3 separate regions of the Homo sapiens genome follow, and all the other regions are linked to region 3. A link is a contact called in ENCODE Hi-C or POLR2A ChIA-PET data. All regions are on one chromosome and are shown on one strand. The core of a region is the stretch at or near the end of the contact, and the rest is flanking DNA. Distances in the headings are between cores, read along the strand shown.

The links. A loop is a pair of places that touch in the nucleus more often than their neighbours do. ChIA-PET counts read pairs that join two places held with the same protein, here RNA polymerase II (POLR2A). Pooled maps may share reads with other maps.
Region 1: a loop to region 3 is called in a map of B cell, with 7 times the contacts of the local background. The contact joins the promoter of KLHL7-DT here to the enhancer-like site in region 3. A Hi-C loop is called at or near these places in 1 of 168 maps with a recorded cell type or tissue (B cell) and 7 of 50 pooled maps. POLR2A ChIA-PET finds 5 or more read pairs at or near these places in 1 of 52 experiments (activated CD8-positive, alpha-beta memory T cell).
Region 2: a map of naive thymus-derived CD4-positive, alpha-beta T cell shows a loop between it and region 3 (25-fold over the local background). The contact joins the promoter of NUP42 here to the enhancer-like site in region 3. A Hi-C loop is called at or near these places in 1 of 168 maps with a recorded cell type or tissue (naive thymus-derived CD4-positive, alpha-beta T cell) and 11 of 50 pooled maps. POLR2A ChIA-PET finds 5 or more read pairs at or near these places in 1 of 52 experiments (CD8-positive, alpha-beta memory T cell).

The regions. Positions count from the first base shown.
Region 1 is chr7:23,103,795-23,107,072 of GRCh38, reverse strand. KLHL7-DT (KLHL7 divergent transcript) reads left to right here and starts at 1,370. Exons shown (of 3, transcript NR_046220.1): 1 at 1,370-1,514; 2 at 2,756-2,823. KLHL7 (kelch like family member 7) reads right to left here and starts at 1,288. Exons shown (of 11, transcript NM_001031710.3): 1 at 927-1,288. The coding sequence starts at 1,046. RefSeq lists enhancers at 342-421, 127-1,113, 902-1,181, 1,302-1,491, 1,114-2,100.
Region 2 is chr7:23,180,224-23,183,369 of GRCh38, reverse strand. It overlaps NUP42 (nucleoporin 42), which reads right to left and starts at 1,322. Exons shown (of 7, transcript NM_007342.3): 1 at 1,164-1,322. The coding sequence starts at 1,284. RefSeq lists enhancers at 958-1,027, 1,128-1,727.
Region 3 is chr7:22,081,509-22,084,378 of GRCh38, reverse strand. No RefSeq gene overlaps it. Among named protein-coding and RNA genes, the nearest start is that of CDCA7L, 140 kb to the right of the region's middle. RefSeq lists cis regulatory regions at 575, 2,576 and enhancers at 503-647, 2,504-2,648. Within about 2 kb of position 1,343, at least 32 of the 41 ENCODE cell types and tissues checked have a DNase peak (open chromatin) inside an H3K27ac peak, as active enhancers do; they include B cell, where a contact is called at or near this core.

The DNA.
Region 1 (3,278 bases), core at 121-2,620, 1.0 Mb before region 3:
GCCCATATTCCCAGCAGAACCACCAGACAAAGCAAACTAGGTTTTGCAGTTACACATAACTCACATCCTGCTTTGTCCCCTTGAAACAGGATCCCAGTCAACAAAACCCAAACATTCCCACAAATCTACTTAGATGTGTATTATCTATAAATAAAGCTTACAGAAAGGAAAAAGTGACTTTCTATGCTTATCGGTGTAGATGTTATGGAATTAAAAAAAAAAAAAGCCTCTTTGTTTCACCTTCGCCAGCGTTAAAATCCGTTCTTTTCATAACCCACCTTTCGCCGATGTGCTGCAGAATTTCACGAATGCACCACACACCAAGGACAGAACAAAGAGCTCCTCTTAATAACAGAGGCGCACAGTGCCCTTAGAAGATGGCATGGTATTTATCGATGGCTGCTTCTGCTCTAAATTAGCACGAACAGGAGGACTCCTCTTCAACTAGCTCCACCGGGGAACACAGGAGGGGGCGGGGATCCTTATTTAAGAGCAGCTGATGTCAGGCCAGCAACTCTCCTCCCTTTGGGGGCTTCGGTTTGGGCTATGCCAACGGGTTTCTTCACACAAGATCTCACGGCACCTTAAAACGGCTCGCCAATGGAAGGATCCTCGCCCCACAAAGAGATAACTAGGGCAGAGCTGTTACACAACCGATACCCGACGGCGAAAGCCAGCCTGAGGAGTCCCCCAGGAGTCTGACTTGGGAGCTACATCCTCGGCAGACGAGAAGCACTTTTGCTCGAGAATTGTTTTACGCGCCCCTCTACCAACTGCGGAATCGCTCGCCTGCGAAAACGGAAGGAGGGGCGAGGACAGAGAAAGAGGGGCGCGATCCACAGGGCGCGGGGTTCCACCCCGGGAACCAGGGGCCCGAGCCCCGGACCACCTCCCACCGTCGTCCGTCACTCCCACAGAGGCGGTACCTGTTTCCGCATGTTATTCATGACGCCCATGAAACCCGCCAACAATTTAGCTTCTTCCCGAGCAGCAAGTTTCTTCTCGGTCTTCTTCTTGCTGCTCTTCTCCACCCCAGAGGCTGCCATCCTCCCTCAGCTCGGTTCACGCCCGGGGCTCGCCGGGCCGGGCGAGGGGTCGCACTCTCTGGGCACACTGGGGATTCTATCGACCAAACACGGCGATCGGCAGTGCAGCTGCAGCGCCCAGCTCTGGAACGCGCGGCAGGCGGCGGTGGCTCGGCCACTGCCGAAAGACAAGGCCGGGCGGCCCCCTTAGAAACGCTCAGGGAGCGACGCTACCAACTGGGCTGCGTCCCCGGGCAGAACCCGAGCCCTGCCCAGGAGCCTGCGCACTTCGCGCAAGGAGGCGGGGGCACTATGAGGAGAGTCAGGGGCGGGGCCTGACACGTCACAGTGGCGCGCCGTTCCGAGCAATGAGACTGCAGGCACAGGTGCGGCCGGATTCCCTGTCGCTGTCCCGCGCTGAGTGAATTTTGCCTCGGAGCTGGTCCGAGGTCGCGCCTGCTCTTTTGTGTGCCCAAGGCAGATTTCCAGGTTTCGGTTACGTGATTATCTTTTTTTTTTTTTTTTTTTTGATAATTGGGTTGTGGAACATGCAAAGGTGTCTCCCATCAGTGTAAGGCTTCATGGGACAGGGTCGGTGTTCAGTGCAGTATCTGAGCCTGGTGTATGGTAGGCGCTCAATAAATATTAAATGATGAAAGGATATTACTGCAAGTTAAAGTCATGTTACACGGAGCACAAGATTTATTTTCGTGGGATTCATAACGCAAGAGCACACAGTCCCGTTGGTGTCTCCTTGGCGTGCAATGAATGTCTGCCTAACTAGGCTGGCTTACTGTGTGTTTACAACTGAAATCAGTTGTCAGTCGGTTCTAGAAATCTTCAGTTAGGCTTCTCTAAGTGTTTTACGGGAACACGGAACTCAATCACAGCCCTCATGGAAATGTTTTTTGTAACCATATTCTTTCTACTGTATAGTAATATACAGGATTATTTGAAATTGTACATTATTTAACATTATGAAAACTTTATATCTCATTGGTTTTCCTCCTCGGTCTATATAGGACTATACAGAGACATTTTATGTAAAATAATTTACACCATTGAGGCTTTTTTTTTTTTTTTTGGAGGCAGGGTCTCGGCCCTGTCGCCCAGGCTGGGGGTGCGGTGCAGTGGCTAATCATAGCTCACTGAAGCCTCAGCACTCCTGGGCTCAAGCAATCCTCCCATCTCAGCCTCCCAAGTAGCTGAAACTACAGGCGTGCAACACCACTCTGGGCTAAGTTTTAATTTTTAAATTTTTTTGGTGGTGGTGGTGGTGGTGGTGGTGGTGGTGAAGAGGTCACACTATGTTGCCCAGGCTTGTCTCGAACTCCTGGTGTTATGCAATCCTCCCGCCTAGGCCTCCCAAAGTGCTGGGATTACAGGAATGAGCGGCCAGGCCTGGCCCACAGTATACTTTTCTTGTTGAGGACAAACCATATAGCATAATCCAGATGAAAGAGCAAGCTATATATACGCCTCAATTTTTACAAAAGAGTAAGATACTTATGTCTCTGTACTCTTTATCTTTCTTCTATTAATCTAGAGGTTCTCAGATGTGCCTCTATTTTAACTAGTTGATTTGGGGATTTCAGGTGAACCCTGGCAATAGGAATAATTTATTGTTAATAAAATTATAAATGAGAAAATTTTTCATTCACTTTATTAAATGACCCAGGACACTGAAGAAAAACGGAATAAATTTTTTTCTTTTTTTTTTAATTGAAAAGAAGTAGAAATCTGTCTTCTAACTCTAAGGCCTTGGGAGATGAAGGATCCGTGATTCAAAGGCAGAAATGTAAGTGATGAAAAAGAATGCTGTCCTGTAATAAGGCAAAAAAGAAACGAGGAACAGCATCCTTAGTCCTTGATGTTAGAACAGTCTTTTTACATATTGCTGAATATAAAACATCAAAGTTCATGGAAGAGCCATAGGATTCAGAGCTCAAAGAGGCCACAGAGATTATATAGTACAGGGATTAAGCATGAGACTTTGCCTGGATGCAAAGTCAAACATCTCAACTTTCTAGTTGTGCAACTTTGGGCAAATTGATTAACTTCTGTTATGCCTCAGTCTCCTTATCTGTGAAAGTAGAACCTACTACATGGAACTGGCGTAAGGTTTATAAAAATGCTTAGAGGGGTGCCAGCACAAGACACTTAAAATTACTTTACTGAGTTAATAATACACACATACTTCAGAGATATTTTGGGTTCTGTTCCAGACCACCACATAAAGTAAATATCGCAGTA
Region 2 (3,146 bases), core at 73-2,572, 1.1 Mb before region 3:
CGGGCACCCGTAATCCCAGCTACTCGGGAGACTGAGGCATAAGAATCGCTTGAGCCTGGGAGGCGGAGGTCGCAGTGAGCCGCCTGACTGAGAGAGCAAGACTCCGTCTCAAAATAAAATAAAAAAATAAAGGTCAGATGAATAGCCCTAAAGGAGGGGAAGGAAGGGAGACAGCACCGAATTATTAACCCGATCTTTAAAAATCTTGTGTTGTTCTAAGGTTTCATGTCTAATCTCTCCTTTCCTTGAAGATAAAAAGCTTTGACAATGATCTAGGCCCAGGGACTAGATCAACGTGGCCCCCGCATCTCCTTTCCTCACCTCCCGGATAGCCCTTAACTGGGCGTCCCACATTCCCAATTTCACCCCAAATTTATGAGCAGGTGCATTTTTGCGGTATGGCTCTATAGGTTTTATTAGATTTTCTTTTTTTCTTTTCTTTCTTTCTTTTTTTTTTTTTGATAGTCTCGCTCTGTCGCCCAGGCTGGAGTGCAGTGGCACGATCTCGGCCCACTGCAACCTCCACCTCCCGGGTTCAAGCGATTCTCCTGTCTCAGCCTCATGAGTAGCTGGGATTACAGGCGCGCGCCACCACGCCCGGCTATTTTTTTTTTTTTTTTTTTTTTTGGTATTTTTAGTAAAGACGGTGTTTCACTATGTTGGTCAGGCTGGTCTCAAACTCCTGACCTCGTGATCCGCCCGCCTCGGCCTCCCAAAGTGCTGGGATTACAGGCGTGAGCCACCGCCCGGCCGGTTTTATTAGATTTTTTCAAAGAAGTCCACGACTTCTCCAAAATGAAGTCCTGATTCTGACCCAAGCTGCTAGCCTCACCCTCGAAAAAACAACTTAGTAAAAATTATATTCAATTCCGGCATTTACCTACAAGGTAGTTTCGATAGGTACTTCCGATTTAAAAACTCAGTTTCGCACAAGCATCCAGGCCCAAACCCAGGTCCTCAGAAGCTCAATAAAAACGGACCACATGAATAATATGTAGATAAAACCCTCGGTTTAAAAACGTTGTGCAGGGCCCAGTAGGGCCGGCAAGGCCGCGACGCGGGCACGTTGGGGTCACCAGCAGCGGGAAACACGCGGGACGCCCGGTCCCCGCCGGCGGACCCTTCCCGGCTCGGTTACCGCGGAGGATTCAGAGGAGAGTCACCTGAAGGCTGCTGCTGCGGTTGCTGCCGTCCTCCTCCTGCACCCCTAGCACCGGGATGTTCGTTCCAGCACCGATCTCCAAAGCGGCACCGGCCTTGAAGGAAGAATTGACAAATGGCCATTGCGACGGCGTCGCTGACGGAGGGCGTCTTCAGTCTGCACCGTTCGATGCCTGTTACTGGGCAGAGAGCCCTAAGGCAACCTCGGCGCCCGGCCGGGCTACTGTGACGTCATCTTCTCGCGCCTGGGAAGGCCTTTTTCCGCCTCTCACCCGGCAGTGCCATGAGACGCATGGACTTGAGCCAATAGGACTTGAGAAGAGCGGACCGCTCTGACGCTTTGAGTGTGTCCTGGGAAGGAGGGATGCTTGAACGGTTACGTGAAGACCGGAGGCGCGTTTGACCCCGGTGCAGGGCCTCGGACTACAGGAAGGCTGGAGGTCCAAAATGAGAGGAAAGCGGAGCAAGCAAACGCAGAACTTCAGCAAGGCCCTCAGAGGAGAATTAGCTATGATTTGAGAGACTGAGTCGTTCTTGCTGAGACGGTAAAACTTAGCTTGGGCTGAGAAAGTAACAAACTGCCTAGCCTTTCATCTGGATGGATAACAGAGTCAAATAAAGCCAGACGACGTTAAGAGGAAACAATGTTTCTTTTAGGACATGCTGCAACGGAAAAGTATTACCACTTAAGTACATTCTTACTACACACTGAGAAACCTTGTTATTTCTTCTTTTTTTTTTTTTTTTTTGAGACGGAGTCTCGCTCTGTCGCCCAGGCTGGAGTACAGTGGCAGAGCTTGGAGGCAAGCTCTGCCTCCAAGGTTCATGCCGTTCTCGTGCCTCAGCCTCCCGAGTAGCTGGGACTACAGGTGCCCGCCACCACGCCCGGCTAATTTTTTTGTATTTTTAGTAGACACGGTTTCACCGTGTTAGCCAGGATGGTCTCTATTTTCTGACCTCGTGATCCGCCCGCGTCCGCCTCCCAAAGTGCTGCGATTACAGGTGTGAGCCACCGCGTCTGGCCGAAACCTTGTTCTTTCAAGTCCACATAAACGTTGCTATTTGAAATTATATCAGAACGAGTGAAAAGTCCCATCCTTGCCTGGAGGATCTAAGTCTCTTTGACGCAGAGAAGCAGCCTCAATTTCTATCCAGGTGTAGAGCTTCAGATAAACGGTTCTGAAAACATTCTGTATTTTCTTAACTTTGCAGTTTCCAAGGAAACATGCCCTACATTCAATTCTCGTCCAGACCTGATGTTAATGCCTTTACACACAGCTATGCTTTGAGATTTCATTTAAATTTCACCTAAACTTCACTCTCCCCGCCAAAACATACAATAACTACCTTTTATTTTGTACGGTGAGACACACCACAGCTCCTCTGGTGTGCAGTCTTCTTGATTGCAATAAGTCAATAGATCTGACTTTGTTGGATTACAGGTTTGTGCTGGTGGTTTTAGGATTATTGAGCTGGGAGTGAGCCATCATTCTTGCTCATGTAATTTGTTTGGATTTTGAAGACAGCAGAATCTACAGGACGGGAACTACTTGTCCAAACTAGTTTTTTATTTTCTTTAATCAATGCAATTCATTTATTTTGAAACAAATTTATGGAAAAGTTACAAATAACAGTACAAAGAACTTTTTTCCTGAACCATTTGAGACTATGTTGCAGACCTAATGCCCCATGATCCAAATACTTATTGTATATTTTCTACAAACAAACCAGGGCATTCTACATAACCACAACACAGCCAACAAAATTAGGACATTGATACTGATGCACTACTACTCTCTAATCCTTAGACTCCATTTATGTTTTGCCAAATGTCCCAATATTGTCCTTTAGAGGAAAAGGGTTCAGTTCGGAATCATTGTTGCTTAGTCATATTTCTTGTGTCTCCTTCAATTTGGAAGATTTTTTGTTTTTCCTTTTCATGACCTTGACACTATTAAAGACTACAGGCTGCTTATACTGTAGAG
Region 3 (2,870 bases), core at 94-2,593:
TGACTCTAACATGTAGACAAATTTGAGAACCACCAGCACTGCTCAAAGTAATAAGCTACCAGAGGCTGGTGACCATATGCAAGATTCCGCAGCACTTAGGTAGCAGAGCCTGGGGGCCCCAGGAGTTCTAGTTCTTCCCCAGCACTCGATCAGAAAGGGTCCCCGTCATGACTAAGACCTTTTTCCAGCCCCAAAACCTGTACATTTTCCCAGACAACTCATCAAAATTAGCATACACTCATTCACTTATTCATTTATTCATGGACAAAATGGCCATGTGGAGGCCGGATGAACTGTGAGGGCACTGGGCCAGGTTGCCTGAATCTGACCCCAGCTTCGGCACTTGCTGGGAATGTGACACCGTGCACGTTCATTATGGGGTGCCTGGCTCTCCTTATTGGAAAACCTTACCTCCTAGGCTTCTTGTGAGGAATAAGTGAGTCACTGAAGATGGAGATCTTATAACATAGTAAGCTCTAAATTAGTGTGTTTTATAATCAATCATCGAAGAAATCTCTATCCAGCAGCTACCATGTGTCAGGCACGGGGTACAACGGAATAAAACACAAGGTCCCTTATCTAATTGAGCTGACAATCAGGAGAAGAAAGTGAAAATATATCATGTGAGGGTAATAAGTTACTGCGTTTCTCTCTCTGAACCCCTCAAATGCCCAGGGGCACGATAAGTGAGGGCAGCTGGACATCCTGTCCTGTGGGGTATCGCGGATGAGGGGTGTCGGTGAGGGAAGTGTGGCGGGTCAGGACGCCCGTTCACCAGTTCGCTGCTTTACTACCCGCCGCCTTCAAGCTGTCGGGTTAAACCTTTCCAAGAAGGCTCCCTTGAGCTCTCTCTCTCTCTTCCTCTTCCCCTTTGCTCCTTCCTTCTCTCCCTCCCGCAACTGCTCCCGGGGATATGTCCCACTGTCGCTAGTGTTTCAGTTTCTCCTGCAGGATTTCCGTATGGGGGTGGGGTGGGCTGGGCTGCAGCGGGGCGGGGCGTAGGAGCACACATCATGGGGCTGCAGCGGTGGCAGGAGCTCCGTCCGCAGGGCCTGTCTGACGGAGAATGGAGCGGATTGAAGGTCGCATCTTTTCTCTTCGAACTCTGAAGGCATCTCCCAGCCGGCACTGGGGGCGCTGGCCCCTTGATTTCCTAAAAGACAACCAGTCCCCCTGCGAGACCTCGCTGGCCATTCCCGCAGCCTCCCCTCTGGCAGCGCACGGTGGTCACGGGCGGGGGGTGGGGGCCGGAGAATGGCCCCAGGCCACTCCCCCCGCCGCGCTGGGTTGCTGTGCAGCGCGGTTCCGCGGGGCCTCGGCAGGTGTCGCTGTGGTCTGGGGAGTGAGCGTCTGCGAGTCCCCGGGAGGCTGGGCGCCGCCTGACGCGGTGTTGGGGGACCGGAGTGCTGAAGAGCAAACCGAGCCTTAGGCAACCGCAGTTCCCAGACAGAGACTGTTCCTGTTGCGGTGGAGGCAGGGGGCCTTTTGGTGAAGCAGGGAGAAACCTGGATTTGACTCTTCCCGGTCCGGTGGGATCCCAGGTGCCGCTGCTCCCTCGACCTACTTGGAGCTGGCAGGTGGATGGTTCTCGAAAGGCAGTGTGATCCCAGGGATGCAGATCCTGCGTCTCCACCCTGGAGTTTCTGATTAGGAACTAGTGGGTCGAGGCCCAGGAATTTGCAGCTTTAGCGCCTCTTCTGTCACAACGGGTGCAGTTCTTGCTTAGAAAAACACTAAATCAGAAAATCAATCAGATTAAGTCAATTTGCTGGAGGTTTTCCCAAACATCTGTGTTCTAGTTCAAAATATGTTTCATCGGGTAATTAGGAAATTACATTCGTAATTTTACCTCTGAGAAGGGCAGAAAGTGGCCATTCTCACTCCTGATCCTATAGCTCACTCCCCCTCATCTCAGCAGCGTCTGCTGTCCACTCATTCAGGCCTCCACTCAAATGTCATTTCCGGATAATCTTTTCTGATCACACTACCCAAGAAAAGCGCTCCCTCTCCACAATTCCCACCATCTTATATTATTGTTATGTATAACACTCATCAATATCTAAAAATGTTGTCACCCATTGTCCTTTTAAGTTCTTCCCTCTAATAAGGACTTTTTGGTCACATTTAGGTTTTCTAAAAAATGAAAATAATCACCTCTAATAACGAAACAATGACCGTGTTGCAATTGAAAGGCAAGTCCTATAGTCAAAATTTCAGTGTTGACTTTAAATTGAGGCACATCTTCCTCGCCTTGATCTTGAGTCTTGGGGGTGGGGTTTAGACAGGGAAGGGGTCCCGGTAGCTTCTCCTCTCCTTCTGTCCTTGGCCCTGTCCTCCTCCTTTCCCTTCTTGCTTTCCCAGGTTTCTGACTTTTCCAGAAGGCAGCCCAGGGTGGGAGCACTGGTGACAAAGCTGGAAAGTTCTGCCCTTCAGTGGTGACCCCACACTAGCACTTGCTGGTTGTGGTTACCTGCAAGAACTCCGATAACAAAAAAGTATTATGGTGCTGCAAAAGTAATTGCTGTTTTGGCCTTTAAAAGTAATGGGCAAATCGCAAATACTTTTGCATCAACGTAATACTAAAGATCTGCCACATGCAGCAAGTGCCAGTGTTGGGTCACGGGAGTACATACTCTTCCCTGTGTAGTCCTTTCACGGGGAGTGTGAACTCTCAGGGGGAAAGGCTTGGGGAACTGAGTCCTTCCTTACCTCCCTCAGCCCCTAGAAATGTAGTCATCCTCCAGCCAAGACCACTCCAGTTACTCCTGGCTATCTTCCCAGACAGGACCCAAGGTGACCCTACAAAAATTCTTCCTCTCCTGTGTTCCCTCCCCACTCTGGTTCACAGAAAATATTCATGCAATCTTGTC